2 separate regions of the Homo sapiens genome follow, and region 2 is linked to region 1. The links are chromatin loops, found by intact Hi-C in ENCODE. Cell type or tissue: K562. All regions are shown on one strand. Links, peaks and the distances in the headings refer to the core of each region. The heading gives the core; the rest is flanking DNA. Region 1 overlaps P4HA1 (prolyl 4-hydroxylase subunit alpha 1). Region 2 overlaps OIT3 (oncoprotein induced transcript 3).

Evidence for each region. Hi-C counts contacts between places; a loop is a spot of excess contacts. Peaks named below come from ENCODE experiments on the same cell type or tissue, not always from the same donor. Only the 100,000 strongest peaks of a DNase experiment are listed, where the experiment ranks them.
Region 2: a loop joins it to region 1, with 2.2 times the contacts of the local background. A loop is called at or near these places in 2 of 110 quality-filtered maps.

The regions. Positions count from the first base shown.
Region 1 is chr10:73,056,059-73,064,398 of GRCh38, reverse strand. The region is part of intron 5 of P4HA1 (prolyl 4-hydroxylase subunit alpha 1); the gene reads left to right. Among named protein-coding and RNA genes, the nearest start is that of P4HA1, 37 kb to the left of the region's middle. In K562, for the core only: a CTCF peak has its summit at 3,154; a DNase peak (open chromatin) is centred at 3,158.
Region 2 is chr10:72,899,254-72,907,593 of GRCh38, reverse strand. OIT3 (oncoprotein induced transcript 3) reads right to left here. Exons shown (of 9, transcript NM_152635.3): 3 at 7,110-7,217; 4 at 876-998. Among named protein-coding and RNA genes, the nearest start is that of OIT3, 9.7 kb to the right of the region's middle. In K562, for the core only: no CTCF peak of the experiment used is centred there; a DNase peak (open chromatin) is centred at 3,191.

The DNA.
Region 1 (8,340 bases), core at 77-8,076:
AGCTAAGGTGATCCTCCTACCTCAGTCTCCCAAGTAGCCAGGACTACAGGCATGTGCCACCACAAGCAGCTAATTTTTGTATTTTTTGTAGAGACAGGGTTTTGCCATGTTATCCAGGCTGGTTTCGAACTCCTGAGCTCAAGCAATCCACCCCCCCGCACCCCGCAGCCTCCCAAAGTGGTGGGGTTACAGGCAAGAGCCACTGTACCTGGCCTGATATTATAGTTTCTATTGTGACAATAAATTAAAAGACTCTTTAGTGTTAGTTTACTTTCAATTTGGTTTATTATATTCAATTTGGTATGTTCATGTCAGTCATCCATGCCTCTTCCTTTGAACCAAAGGAATTTACAACTTATTCTTGTTTCTCATCAAACTCGGTTTGCTTTTTATATGAAGCTTTTTACAGTCTTTTTCTGCCCATACCACTTTCCTTATTTCATTTTCTTCTTTGTTTTCTTGCCTACTTTTTCTTCTCATGTTCTCTACTTTGGAAACAGCCTTCCTTTTCAAATGCTGCATTACTTTTGATTTATTTTAAAATCAGATTCCCAGGCAGTCTGCCTTTAATATTGTTAATAGATCAGTAAGTAAGACAAGCAGAAATACTTTACCAAAGCAGAATAGCTAAAAATCTTCTACTATCTCTGCCATGCATGTTCAAATAATGTTGCCAGAATATCAAGTCATGTAAAAAAAATTATTGGTGCTATCTGCGTGGATTAATGGCATACTGTCATCTTATGTGTTTTGCATGTCCCTAAGAGAAACATTTATAATTGCTGCATTATGAGCTCATCTTCTCAGTTTACTAGTTCTCGTAACCGAAAAAATAATAGCATTGTCAAAATTTAATATGCATCTTTAGTTTCTGGAACTAACTCATGTTAAACTATTAAGAAGTTAGTTTCTTAGCATCTGCTGTTGTTGGACTATGTCCATCCAAAATTTAGGTGGTGAAACTTCATGGCCAGTGTGATGGTATTAAGAGGTGGGGCCTACAGGAATGGGATTTAAGGCCCTTATGAAAGAGGCTTTATGCAGCCACTAGCTCTCTTGCCCTTCAGCCTTCACCATGTGAGGACATAGCATTCTTCCCCTCTGGAGGATGCAGCAACAAGGTGCCATCTTGGAAGTGGAGAGCAGCCCTCACTAGACAATTGAACCCGCTGGTGCTTTGAATCTTGGACTACCCAGCCTCTAGAACTGTGAGAAAATAAATTTGTTTTTTTATAAATTATCCAGTCCTTGGTATTTTGTTATGGGAGCATAAATGCACTAAGATAGTATCCTTTCCTAGAGTGGAAGGCGGGATAGAGAATTATTTAAGGGAAAAACATCAAAACGTGGGTCTTCATCTTCATTTTAGGAGTATACTGATAATCAGTTACTGCCTGTAAGTGACTAATGGGGCCAGAAAAAAAAAGTGAATGGAGATGATTGTATGATTTGAATATTTGATTATATTGGGTCATGTGATCCTCCAGTGCATACACCTCCAAGCTTGGACTCTGTTTGATACTGGAATTCAACAGCTCATTGTCAGACCAGGGCATGCTTTTCTGTAGTCTGCAAATGTCTGATCACTAGCAAAACGTGCCCATAACTTTACTTCCTTTTGATTTATTTCTCATAAATGCCTTTTCTGTTAGCATCTTTTTAAAAACATATGTGACCACCATTGGATAGGTTATAGCTAAGTCCGGTTCTGGGCATTTTAGTGACTCTTTGAAGTGTATTCAATCAAAATTTATTAAAGAAACCACTGTTGTGTTTGTTTCTCTACCAGTTTTCTTTGTGATGTTATCGGACACTTAATAAATATATACAGTTTTATGTGTTTTATCAGAGAAAATGTAGGCTAGTCTGTCTTTGACCAGTAGTTTCTGGTCAAATACAATATTATACTAGTATAATATTGACTTAGTCTCAGAACTGTATATTCTGAGAGAAATGTTGTTGGAGAAGTCATATTTTCTTGTGTAGGCTTGTTGTTGTTTTTTCACATACCTGTCATTTTTTTTTTATAGTGTCAGAAAGGGAACTATGTGATTTTCTGTGTAACAGCATAAAAAGAGCCCTGTAGGACATGACTTTCTCCTTTTTCCATTATTTATAAAATTTCTTTTATTATGGAAAATATCAAATGTCACACATACACAAAAATAAAGGTAATAACATAATGAACCTATGCCATCACCAAGCTCCAGACGTTTTAAACATTTTGTCATTCTTGGTTTATCTACTCCTTCCACCCTTTCTTTCTGTCATTTTTGTTGGAGTATTTTAAGAGCAAATCCTAGACATCATGTCATTTTATCCATAAATAATTCAACATGCATATCTAACTGATCAGGTCTTTATTAAAATTTATTTTTTTGAGGCAAGATTTCACTCTATCAGCCAGGCTGGAGTGCATTGGCATGATCATAGCTCACTGCAGCCTTGAACTTTTGGACTCAAGCCATCCTGCTGCCTTAGCCTCCTGAACAGCTGGGACTATAGGTGCGTGCCACCACACCTGGCTGATTTTTAAATTTTTTGCAGAGATGTGCTATTGCTGTGTTGCCCAGTCTGGTCTTGAATTCCTGGCCTCAAGTAGGTCTTTGTAATTTATTTTTAATTTTTTTTTAGAGACAGGGTCTCACTTTATTGCTCAGGCTAGAGTGCAGTGGTACCATTATAGCTCACTGCAGCCTTGAACTCTTGGGCTCAAGTGTTCCTCCTGCCTTAGCCTCCCAAGTAGCTGGGACTATAGGTATAAGTCACCTGCGCCCAGCTGGTCTTTTTAAAAAAGTAACATAACCACTTACTATCTCCCTGCTTAACAAATCGACAGTATTTCCTTAATATAATTTAATACCCAGTCAATATTATTTCTCTGGTGATCTCAAAGTTGTTGTTTTACAGTTGTATTTTTTTAAATTATGTCTGTTAAGTCCCTTTTATTCCCTTTTCCTTTTTTTTCTTTCTCTTTATGACATTGGTTAGCTGGGGAAACCTAGTCATATGTTATGTGGAATGTTCCACATTCTGGAGTTGACTACTTTGGTGGTTAACATGTTCCTTTAATGCCTATGTTTCCTACACACTGGTTAGAGCTTGTGGCTTGATTAGATTCGAGTTAAATTTTAAAATTAACTCCATAGGTGGCGCTATGAACTTTCTTTTGAACTGCGTGAACCAACACCTAATGTCCTGTCCCACTTTTTATGATGCTGATTGATGAGTGAGGTTCAGGTGATGAGAGCCTGATCCCTCCATATAAAGTTCTCCTTAAGTTTTATCTACTGGTTTTGGCAGCCTTTGATGATCATTGCCTAGAACCACTATTTCATTAGGGGTTACAAAATGATGATTTTTTTCATTCCATTATTCCTTTTACTTTTATTAACTGGAATTCTATAAACAGGAACATCCTTCATGAACCATTTGGTTACCCTGAACTATATATAGGAAAGGCAGGGTAAGTCTATAATTAGTCTTCTTTATCAGTTTTCAGAGTAATGAGTTGGTGTCCTAACCATTTTTAGTAGTGATCTGTAATTTTCATGACATATCATGAATATGGATATTATTATTTTTTTTTTGTATTTCAGCCTATTCAGTATTACTTTGATCTCAGATTATCCCATTTTAGGCCAGTGGGGAGCATCTTTAGATAGGCTTGTTTTTTTGAATTGACTGTGTTATTATTCTTTGATAGAGAGGAAACTTCCTTGCTTTCTGGCACAGTTTTTTTTCCAGGTTTCTATTCCAGAGTAGGAACTAGGCATTTCTTCAATGAGCCTTGGCCCTTCTTTTTCCCCCCTTAAGAGATAGGTTCTTGCCATGTTGCTCAGGCTGGAGTGCAGTGGCTATTCACAGATGCGATCATGGTGCACTACAGCCTGGAACTCCTGGGCTCAAGTGATCTTCCTGCTTCAGCCTTCTGAGTAGCTGGGACTACAGGTTTTCCACTCCTTGCCTGGCAAGGCTTGATTGCTTTGAACAGGGATGACATTTAAGCAGCAGAGTCTAGCTAGGTTCTAGGGGTGATTATTGCTATATAGTTTGTCATAAACAGAGACAGGAAATATGTAAGTTCATATTGTTCAAATTGAAAACCACAGGGTTTATATTTATATCTCTTTTCTTCTGAAAATTTGGTTCCTAAGGATATTAACATGATTATTCTTTTATTCATACTATTAACTCATACTATTTTATTCATACTATTAATAACATTAAGACTACTGAATACAGGTTTTTTTGTACTTTATATCCTTAAAATATATCACTCTAGATATGATCAGTCAAAATCTTGTTTTAAAGACATCTGAGGTAATTCATTTCTCTTTGTGGCTATGCCCTTAACATGTTATACAGTTGAGTTCATTTATTTCATTTCCTCAGATTTTTAGGGATTGTCCTCGTTTTTTCTTTTGATTCATTGTTTTCATTTGTTTGTTTTAGAAACAATATCTTGTTCTGTTGCCCGGCCTGGAGTGCAGTGGCATGATCATAGCTCAGTGCAGCCTTGAACTCCTGGGCTCAAGGGATCCTCCTGTCACAGCCTCCCAAATAGTTAGGCCTACAGGCATGCAAGTACCACCATACCTGGCTATTTTTTTTTATTTTTTATTTTATTTATTTTTATTTTATTATTATTTTTTTCAGATGGAGTCTTGCTCTGTCGCCCAGGCTGGAGTGCAGTGGCGTGATCTCAGCTCACTGCAAGCTCTGCCTCCCGGGTTCACGCCATTCTCCTGTCTCAGCCTCCTGAGTAGCTGGCACTATAGGCGCCCGCCACCATGCCCGGCTAATTTTTTGTATTTTTAGTAGAGATGGGGTTTCACCATGTTAGCCAGGTTGGTCTCGATCTCCTGACCTCATGATCCACCTGCCTTGGCCTCCCAAAGTGCTGGGATTACAGGCGTGAGCCACTGCGCCCAGCCTTTTTTTTTTTTTTTTTTTTTTTTTTTTTTTTTTTTTAAATATATTGTCTCATTATTTTGCCCGGGGTTGTCTTGAACTCCCTGGCTCAGGAGATCTTCCTGCCTTGGCCTCCCGAAGTGTCAGGATTACAGGCTCTAGCCGCCATGCCCAGCCAATTTATTGTTTTTAATTATGTAAAACTTTTAAATTCTTTGACAGTCCAAACTAGACTAATAAGGTACATTAATAGAAGTCTCACTTTCATTCTTATACTTTTCAACCTATTCCCTTCCTTTTTCTATGTGACCATTTTGTTAGTTTTACTATTTCCAGTTTTTTAAAATACAAGCAAATATATATCTACTCCTATATTCTCTCAACATAAACACAAAAGATAGCGTACTGGCTGGGCGTGGTGGCTCACACCTGTAATCCCAGCACTCTGAGAGGCCAAGGTGGGTGGATCACCTGAGGTCAGGAGTTTGAGACCAGCCTGGCCAATATGGTGAAACACCATCCCTACTAAAAATACAAAAATTAGCTGAGCGTGGTGGTGGGCACCTGTAATCCCAGCTACTCAGGAGGGTGAGGCACGAGAATTTCTTGAACCCGGCGGGGCACGGAGGTTGCAGTGAGCCATCGCACCACTGCATTTTTAGCCTGGGCAACAGAGTGAGACTTCGTCTCAAAAAAAAAAAAAAAAAAAAGCATACTATAAATACTGTTATGTACTTTGGTGCTTTAATTTATTGATATACCCCAGTCATTACTTCATGTATAGAAATCCTCATTTCTTTTTATAGCTACGTGTTATTACTCTATTTTGTGGAGGTTCTACAGTTTTTTTTACTTATTGTCAGTAGAGGATGATTTATTGGGAAACTTAGAGATGGAAGCATGGTCTTGGGCAGTAGCAAGACAGGTAGATCTCTGCACCGTTAGTCCCCAGACCCATGACTTAAGTGTCATAGGGAAAGGATGTACATGCTCTGTAGGGACAAAGGCAAGCTCCAGAACAGGCAAGAATGCTATGCGTGTCATAGCCTGTAATTTTTGTGATAACATCAAGGTTGCTTTGCTCTAAAGGCAGGATTTATAGTGGGTACATGTTCCTACACTAAGGACAGCAAGTAAAGTAGAAATCAGCAGGCATTCGTGGGACTGAGGTTAATCAAAAGTGAACATGGTAGATTAGCATGCAAGATGGAGTCACTGTTGTCTTCACACCCATCAGTTTCTACTTTTTTCATCCCATTTCTTAATAACCATCTAAAGATTGCCACCCTGCTAGAGCGCGTCCCATGACCATCCCCTTTCTTTTTTCCCTTAGTTTCACCCCTATCAATGTTGTCTTTATTCACCTTTTTTTTTTTTTTTTTTTTTTTTTTTTTCTGGACGGAGTCTTGCTCTGTCACCCAGACTGGAGTGCAGTGGTGCAATCTTGGCCCACTGCAACCTCGCTTCCCGGGTTCAAGCGATTCTCGTGCCTCAGCCTCCCCAGTAGTTGGAATTACAGGCGTGTGCTACCATGCCCGGCTAATTTTTTGTATTTTTAGTAAAGACGGCCTTTCGCCATGTTGCCCAGGCTGGTCTCGATCTCCTGAGCTCAAGTAGTCCGTCTGCCTCCCAAAGTGCTCAAATTACCGGTGTGAGCCACTGTGCCCAGCCCTTTTCTTTAATTTAGACTGGCATTTATGTATACCATTTTCATTTTTCATCATTCTTTATTGTACCTCAGACTTTCCTTTTGGAATTTTCCTCCTTGAAACACATTGTTAAGAAGCCCTCAAATGTGCTTTGTTTGGCTTGGAATTCTTTGTTTCCTGAATCTGAACTTCCATGCATTTTAATTTTGGAAATTTTTCTACCATTATCTCTTTAAATACTATCTTATCTATATTCTTTCTGTTCTCTTCTTCTAGAATTCCAAGTAGACAGACTTTAGTTTTTTTGTCTTTGTGTGTGTTTTGTTTTTGTTTTTGTTTTTTTTAAGAGATGGAGTCTCGCTCCGTCGCCCAGGCTGGAGTGCAGTAGCGCCATCTTGGCTTACTGTAAGCTCTACCTCCCAGGTTCATGCCATTCTCCTGCCTCAGCTTCCCAAGTAGCTGGGACTACAAGCACCCACCACCACGCCCGGCTAATTTTTTGTATTTTTAGTAGAGACGGGGTTTCACCATGTTAGCCAGGATGATCGCGATCTCCTGACCTCATGATCTGCCTGCTTCGGCCTCCCAAAGTGCTGGGATTACAGGCGTGAGCCACCGCGCCCGGCCTTGTCTTTGTGTTTTAACTAGCATTTCATGTTTTTATCTCTCTCTACTGCATTCTGGGTAGTTTATGCCATGATAATTTATTCAGCTCTCTCTGCTGGATTTATTATTTTCTTTTTAGTTGTGTTTAATCTATTTTTTTTTTTTTTTTCGAGACAGCGTCTTGCTCTGTCACTCAGGCTGGAGTGCAGTGGCGTGATCTTGGCTCACTGCAAGCTCTGTCTCCTGGGTTCACACCATTCTCCTGCCACAGCCTCCTGAGTAGCTGGGACTACAGGCATCCGCCACCACGCCCGGCGAAGTTTTTGTATTTTTAGTAGAGACAGGCTTTCACCGTGTTAGCCAGGATGGTCTCAATCTCCTGACCTCATGATCCGCCTGCCTCAGCCTCCCAAACTGCTGGGATTACAGGCGTGAGCCACGCACTCGGCCTTAATCTACATTTTAACCAGCCTAATGAGTTTTGAACTGTCGTTGGTTATCTTTATGATTTTTGGAAGGTCTTTTGTTTTTCCCATTCCAATATGCCTGCTCTTTGTTGGGGTATTTTTTATTTTTATTTATTAATTTATTTATTTTTTGATGGAGTTTCATTGTTGTTGCCCAGGCTGGACCGCAATGGCGTGATCTTGGCTCACTGCTACCTCTGCCTCTCAGGTTCAAGTGATTCTCCTGCCTCAGCCTCCTGAGTAGCTGGGATTACAGGCACCCGCCACCATGCCTGGCTGATTTTTATATTTTTAGTAGAGACAGGGTTTCACCATGTTGGCCAGGCTGGTCTCGAATTTCCGACCTCAGGTGATCCGCCTGCCTCGGCCTCCCAAAGTGCTGGGATTGCAGGCGTGAGCCACCACGCCTGGCCTAGGATATCTTATTTGTTCATATTTTCTATTTTTAAATTTATTATAATTTTCTCTATAGCATTGAAATTATCTTTCTTAATGAAAAATGCTATTCCATTAAATTGATATATCTGCCTATATATTCCTTATTTCCTCGCTTTTAGCTTATTACAGTTTTTAGCTATAATATGTTTCAGCCACAAAAATCTTTTATACAGGAAGGTCCCCAACCCCTAGTACTAAATCTCAATGAAATAACTGAAAAATAGTAGTATTAAGTCATAGAGTTTAAATTCTTCTTTTCTCTTATT
Region 2 (8,340 bases), core at 98-8,097, 160 kb after region 1:
CTTAGCTCCTCTGAAGCCAAGGCTCCAGGAGAGGGTCTGGGAGGGGCTAAGCGTAAAAGCCCCAGGTGCTTCTCAGCAGCAGGGAAGTTTGGGAAACACAGCTGTCGGCCAGTGGTTATGCTACTGCCTCTATTACCTGGCCAGTCCAGGTGTGCTCCTTGGACCAGCAGCATAGCTGACTCCTAGAACTTGTTTAAAAATGCAATATCTTGACCTGATCTCAGACCTACTAAATCAGAATCTGCATTTTGACAAGATCCTAAGTGATTCGTGGGCACATTAAAGTTTGAGAAATACCAAATATCCACCCTCCTTTTTTTTTTGAGATATTTTCTCTCTGTTGCCCAGGCTGGAGTGCAGTGGCGCAATCATAGCTTAATGCAGCCTCAAACTCTTGGGCTCAAGTAATCCTACTGCCTCAGCCTTCTGAGTGGCTGGGACTACAAGCATGCACTACCATACCCAACTAATTTTTATTTTTTAATTTTCTGTAGAGGTAGTGTCTTACTATGTTGCCCAGGCTGGTCTTAAACTCCTGGCCTCAAGTGATCCTCCCACTTCAGCCTCCCAAAGTGCTGTGATTTCAGGCATGAACCACTGCACCTGGCCAGAACACCCTATTTTTATTTCTCACATAAAAATGTGGCTTTCTGCCTCTTGCAAAATTCCCTCCTGTTAAATCTTAGAGACAAAATCAAAACTGAATTCTGTCCATAGCGTGAGTATTCTCAATGTTGATGAACGCCTTTTGTCATTTCTTTGCACAGCCAAACGGTTGCTCTCTTCGGACACTAAGGCAGTTTCCTGAACATCAGAGAATAAGCCAGTGGCTTCCTCTGGGCTCTTGATTTGGGTCCCTTTTTGCCCATTCTCACCTTCACAAGTCTTGCCATCACTTCTTAGCACACGGCCAACCCCACACTCACAGCGGTAGGAGTTTTTGAGGTTCACACAGATCTCACTGCAGCCACCGTTGTTTTGCTCACATTCATTTTCATCTGCAGAAGAGAAACCACACTGTTTCTATACTGCTGAGTGATTCAGCCTTTTCCCAACCCCCCGGGCAGAATTTCCACATCTTTTCAGATCCTGTTGATGCACCTTCCACCATCCAGCTCCCCCTCTGATCCAGTATCATCACTCCCATCCACCTGATCTCCTCAACCACGTTATTGGTTCATCTGCCCTTTGCTGAGTGGAAGGTACCTAATTGCTTGCCAATTACCTTCTCTTCAGGGAAAAACAATGGGAAAATGAAGTTCCTTTTGAGTCGTGGGTACACCTACCTATTTGTATTGGTGAATTTCACTTTCTTTAATGAGTTCCTGAGAAGTTGCTAAATAAATACAAACTTATAAAGTAAATTGTTTTAAGTCATGAAAGGAGCTTCCATTACAGAAGGAAATAGCTGATAAAATATTTTGTAAGGCAATTTTCTTTTGTAACATGAACTATTACCCTCAAAATCTGTTTTTTAAATTAGTATATTCTCACTCTGTACTTAAGCAATGATTGCTAACCTTTTTAAGAATCTGATGAAAGGTATGGACTCTTGTAAAAAAATGCACAGTTGGCAGCAAATGTCTATGCTTTTCTTTCTACAAACAAGGAAAAGGAAGCTTGGGAGCTAAATTTGTCATAGTCCTCAGGAATAACAGGCCTAGATAGGACATAAACCAAGGACTGGGGTTAAACACCCATGCGATGACAGGAGGCATGACCTTGGCCCCAGGAGAGGAGATAAGCTGTGACTGAAACCCTGCTTAAGTCTAGGACCCCAGAAGATGTATCCCCTCAATGAGATGGGGAGAACTTTGCCCAGTGGCCCAGGGAAGCAATAAGGAAACTCTGCCCAAGGCTCTAGGAGAAAGAAAAGCCTTCACAAGCAATGGAAGCCCCAAGCCAGGGCTCTGCCATGGCTGAAGTACGGTTTTACACTTCCCACATGGTATGGGGAAACTTGAAGCTGAGAAATTGATGGAAAATTTGGCCTAGGTCTGATAAAGCATCTGTGATGCTGACAGGAGCATTTGAAAAAGTGCTCTGTGTAAAACTTCCTCAAACCAGGTGCTGTGGTTTGGATATTTGACCCCTCCAAATCTCATAGCGAGATTTTTCTTTTTTTTTGAGACGGAGCCTCTGTCACCCAGACTGGAGTGCAGTGGTGTGATCTCTGCTCACTGCAACCCCTGCCTCCCAGGTTCAAGCGATACTCCTGCCTCAGACTTCCGAGTAGCTGGGATTACAGGCACGCACCACCACGCCCAGCTAATTTTTGTATTTTTAGTAGAGACAGGATTTCACCATGTTGGCCAGGCTGGTCATGAACTCCTGACCTCAAGTGATCCACCTGCCTTGGCCTCCCAAAGTGCTGGGATTACTGGCATGAGCCTCAGTGCCTGGCCTCATATTGAGATTTGATCTCGATGTTGGAGGTGAGGCCTAATGAGAGGTGTTCAGGTCTTGGAGGCAAGTCCCCTGTGAATGGCTTGGTGCTGTCTTTGCAGTAATAAGTGAGTTCTTGCTCTATTAGATTAGTTTCAGCGTGTTTAAAAGGAGCCTGCCACCTCCCCCTTCTCACTCTCACTTCCTGTCTTGCCATGAGATCTCTGCACATGCCAGCACCCTTCACCTTCCTCCATGAGTGGGAGCAGCCTGAGGCCCTCCCCAGATGCTCAGTCTCCCAGCCAGCAGAATCATAAACCAAATAAACCCATTTTCTTTATAAATTACCCAGCCTCAGGTATTCCTTTATAGCAACACTAAACAAAGATACCAGATGACACGAGTGGTGTCCTACAGAAAAAACTACAACAGAAGATGGTCTGCCACAAGACACTTACATGAGGGATGATCCACTGTGAGAGAGCATTATCGTGATAATTAGAGGCTTTGAACTGGAGATAACAGAATTATCCAGAAAAATCCATAATACAAGTATTTAAAGAATTAGTAAAAAGATAAAAGAAAGGATAATAAGCAAAATAAAAGAAGTGTGTAAAAAGACAAGGCAGAACTGAAAACAAACAAACAGAACTTGTAGAAATGCAAAATGTTGATAATATTAAGAATCTTTATCAGGGCTCCTTCTTTCCCTTTCCTCATTATACTGCCTGGAAAGTAGATGGTTAGAGGCCCACAGCCTTCCTGGATGTAGACATGGTGACATCCGTGCTTGGGTAGGTCACTTAGAAGCCTCTATTCCAAGCCTGGACTGCTTATCTTGGACTGTAGCAGGACAAGCCGCAGACAAAACCCCTCAGACAGCGAGTTAAAGAAGGAAGGGCTTTATTCGGCCGGGAGCTCCGGCAAGACTCAGGTCTCCAACAACTGAGGTCCCCAAGTGAGCAATTCCTGTCCCTCTTAAGGGCTTACAACTCTAAGGGGGTCTGCGTGAGAGGGTCATGATCGATTGAGCAAGCAGGGGCGTACGTGACTGGGGGCTGCAGGCACCGGTAATCAGAACAGAACAGAACAGGACAGGGATTTTCACAGTGCTTTTCCATACAATGTCTGTAATCTATAGATAACATAACCGGTTAGGTCAGGGGTCGATCTTTAACTACCAGGCCCAGGGTGTGGCGCCGGGCTGTCTGCCTGTGGATTTCATTTCTGTCTTTTAGTTCTTACTTCTTCTTTTTTTGGAGGCAGAAATTAGGCATAAGACAATATGAGGGGTGGTCTCCTCCCTTAGGACTGATTTTTTTTTTAATATGAGAGAGAAATAAACTTCTACTTATTTAACCCATCATTATTTGGGGTTTATTGTTATAGCCAGTGAAGATACTCTATGCCCCAGCAGTTCCATTCTTATGGGTACCTGCTAGAGAAAATCTCACACATTGGGTAAGGTATCATTTTTATGTTAATTCTAAGAACACACAAAACAATGCTATCTATTGTTATGGGTACATACATAAATAATAAAAGCATTAAAATGGGATGAGAAGAACACATGTTAATTTCAAAACAATGATTACCCCTGGAGGCTGAGAGAAGAAAGCAGGATGGGGTGGGATGGCTTTACTGTATTTACAAAATTGTATTTAAATTAAAAGAAAAAGGGGGCTGGGCATGGTGGCTCACGCCTGTAATCCCAGCACTTTGGGAGGCCAAGGTGGGTGGATCACCTGAGGTCAGGAGCTCAAGACCAGCCTGGCTAACATGGTGAAACCCTGTCTCTACTAAAAATACAAAAGAATTAGCCAGGCATGGTGGTGAGCATCTGTAATCCTAGCTACTCTAGAGGCTGAGGCGGGAGAATCACTTGAACCTGGGAGGTGGAGGTTGCAGTGAGTCGAGATTGTGCCATTGCACTCCAGCCTGGGCAACAGGAGTGAAACTCCATCTCAAAAAAAAAGAAAAGAAAAACAAAAAGGAAGCAAAACTTAACTCTAGTTAAATCTAGGTACATGAGTGTCTGTTATATTATTTTCTTGTATGCTGCCTGAACAAATTATATAATTTAAAATAATTAAAATTATTACATTTAAATAAAAACTAAAGGAAAATTGACACATGCTTACAAACACAAAACACTGTCTACAATTTCAGAGGATTCACCATCTCCCTGAAGTCCCACAGACCCCACATAGGAACTTGGGGCTTTGATAGAAAAAGATTGTCTAAGATAAATTAAGGAAGAGATGTGAATGATATGCTACCTTTGATGTTTAAAAATGGCCAATAAGTAAACATATTGATATGATTTGGCTGTGTCTGCACCCAAATCTCACCTTGAATTGTAATAGTCCCCATGTGTAAAGGGTGGGGCCAGGTGGAGATAATTGAATCATGGGTGCAATTTCCCCCACACTGTTCTCTTGGTAGTAAGTAAGTCTCACGAAATCCAATGGTTTTATAAATGGGAGTTCCCCTACACATGCTCTCTTGCCTGCTGCCATGTAAGATGTGACTTTGCTTCTCATTCATCTTCTGCCATGATTGTGAGGCCTCCTCAGCAATGTGGAAGGGTGAGTCAATTACACTTCTTTCCTTTATAAATTTCCTTTATAAATCCAGGCTTGGGTATGCCTTTACTAGCAGCATGAGAACAGACTAATACACATATATATATTTACATTTTTAAATCTGACTGTAGAAACCCTGGAAGCACATATAAGAAAATAATACAGCCGTTTCCTTGGGATGGAGTTGGGGAAGAGGGAAATGGGGCAAGAGGGTGACTGAGAGCTGGACAGTTTGCTGTATACTTTTTCATGTTGTTTAATTTGGGAACCATTTAAACGTATTACCTCTTCAAAAGTTATATTAAAACAAAAGCAAAGAAATGCATGAACAACTCCTGGCTTAAAATAAAGCCAAATATTTTTGAACAGAAATACATGAGGGTGGGCAGAGACTTCAGGAACCACTATTGCCCCTACCCCAAGGCATTTAGCATTAAATCACATACTCAAAATCAATCACACGAGATCCCTAACAACGCCTATGGCAGAGCCGAAACATGCTTCACAGGATGGTCAGTGGGGTTCATTTAGGAGGCTTTATTTATTGAAGTATTTATGTTTTGTTTTGTTTTGTTTTGTTTTTCAGAGACAGGGTCTTGCTCTTTCGCCCTGGCTGGAGTGCAGTGACACAATCAGAGCTGATGGCAGCCTTAAATTCCTGGGCTCAGGCAATCCACCTACCTCAGCTGAGACTACAGCTACTTTGGAAGGCTGCCACCATGTCTGGCTAATTTATTTTTATTTTATAGAGATGGGGTCTCACTATGTTGCCCAAGCTAGTCTTAAACTCGGCCTCAAGCAATCCTCTTGCTTCGTCCTCTCAAAGCGCTGGGATTACAGGCATGAGCCATTGCCCCTGGCTCATTTAGGAGACTGAAGAGCAAAAGCTTTTCTAAAACAAGAAGCTACTTGGGCCCAGGATGTCGAAGCTGCAATGAGCTGAGATCACACCACTGCACTCCAGCCTGGGCGACAGAGCAAGATCCTGTCTCAAAAACAAACAAACAAACAAACAAAAACCAATAAGCCTTTTATGCTCCTTTCACCTTAATCTCCTACCTCAATCCTGACCTGTTACTGTTCTTCTTGGGGGACCAGGGTAGGGCAATCTTCCCCTTTCTCTCTAGACTTGTTTTAAATCTATTTGAGTCTGAATCCAAAAAGCTTCATAACATTAAAGAGAAAGAGAAATAATATTCAATCTTGGGGTTTTCATCTCTGTTCTCTTCTAGTTATAGACAACATAATATAAAATTCAAGAACTCTGGATTTCCTACAGACAATCTGACTCATCTTTCTTGCTACTCAGAACAACCAAAATTGTATCAGTGAAGCTAGAGGAGTAAGTCCTTAGATAATTCTAGACCAGACCAGTGCTGTTCAACAGAAATATAAAGCAAATTACATATTTAAAATTTTTTAGTAGTCATATTAAAATTTTTTAAAAATAAACTGGCGAAATTAATTTTAATAATATATTTTATATAACCCAATTATATGCAAAATATTTTCACTTTGATATATAACCAATATTAAAGATATTATTATTATTTTTAGAAACAGAGTCTCGTTCTTTCACCCAAGCTAGAGAGCAGTGGTGTAACCATGGCTCACTGTAACCTTGAACTCCCAAGTTCAAGTGATCCTCCCACCTCAGCCTCCTGAGGAGCTGAGACTATGGGTACCTGCCATCATACCCACATAATTTTCATATTTTTTGTAGAGATGAGTTTTTTCTTTGTTGCCCAGGGTGGTCTCAAACTCCTGGGCTCAAGCCATCTGTCAGCCTCAGCCTCCCAAAGTGCTGGGATTACAGGTGCGAGCCACCGTGTGTAGCCAAACATCACTTTTAAAATTAAAATAAAATTAAAATTCAGTTTTTCAGTCACACTAGCCACATTTCAAGTGCACCATGGCCATCTGTGGCTACCCTAGTGGAGGGCACAATTCTCTGCTGTCCCTAATCATGATACAAATTTGGCGTGGGGCTTTCGGTCCAGGCATAAACTAAAAAGCAAACACCATTCCAAGTGTTTGGAGACACACACTGGGAAAATGATGGTGCTCTGAGGCAGGAAGAGTTTTTGATTTGTCCTTTCGATCCTAATAGCCTGATTCTACCTTTGATGAGTTTCTTACCAAAGCATGTCTGCCTGTCAGGGCCTAGCACAGTTCCTGGAGCGCATGTGCACTCGCTGGTATCTGAGCAGCTGCCATGGCAGTCCTCGTCGCAGATGTCATAAAAATCTATGGAAGAATAAAGATTATCTTCATGAGGGCAGGAGACCAGAAGACACTCTTTCATTCTTTTTAGAGATGGTGCGGGGGGTCGGGGGGGGTGGTATCCCTATGTTGCCCAGGCTGGCCTCGAACCCCTGGGCTCAAGCAATCCTCTCACCTTGGCCTCCCAAGTAGCTGGCACTACAGGCATAAGCCACTGCATCCAGCTGACCCTCTTCTTGAGAGAGCCTCATAAGTGCAGCCTGGGGGATGAGTTTCCAGCCACCATCAAGGGAATCCTCATTGTTCAGGGTTTATATAAACCAATGGAAAACAACAATCTAGGGCATCTTCTGTCATCTAGATCAATGATTCCCAACTTCAGATCCACAGGCCCTTGAGTGGCCATAGAGTTTCTGCAAATCCAAAACCTCACCATACAAGAGCTATAGACTAAGAAAGTGTTATGTCCTACTCTTCTAGTGTTCTATTTAAAAAATGAATACAGACATTGACAGGATTAATAACACAGAAATTAAAAGTATTACTGACATAAAGTAGCTTCTTCCCATTGTATATCACTTAAAAAAATCAGTGGACACTAAACACAATCCAATCACATGGATGTCTGATTATCTATCTATCATCTATCTATCTATCTATCTATCTATCTATCTATCTATCTATCTATCTATCTATCATCTATCTATCTTAAAAAGGGGTTCTCCATACTCAAAAGTTGGAAATCCACCATTTAGATAATCTAAATCAGTGTTTCATTTTCTTTTTTTCTTTTTTTTTTTTTTTTGAATCAGAGTCTCACTCTGTCACCCAGGCTGGAGTGCAATGGCACGATTTTCGCCTCACCGCAACGTCCACCTCCCGGGTTCAAGCAATTCTCCTGCCTCAGCCTCCCGGGTAGCTGGGGTTACAGTTGCCTGCCACCACGCCTGTCTAATTTTTGTATTTCTAGTAGAGACAGGGTTTCACCATATTGGCCAGGCTGGTCTTAAACTCCTGATCTTGTGATCCACCTGCCTCAGCCTCCCAAAGTGCTGGGATTACAGGCGTGAGCCACTGCGCCTGGCCCAATGTTTCATTTTCTAATGTTTTGTTTGAATGGAATTCAGACAAAATTAAAAAGAACTGA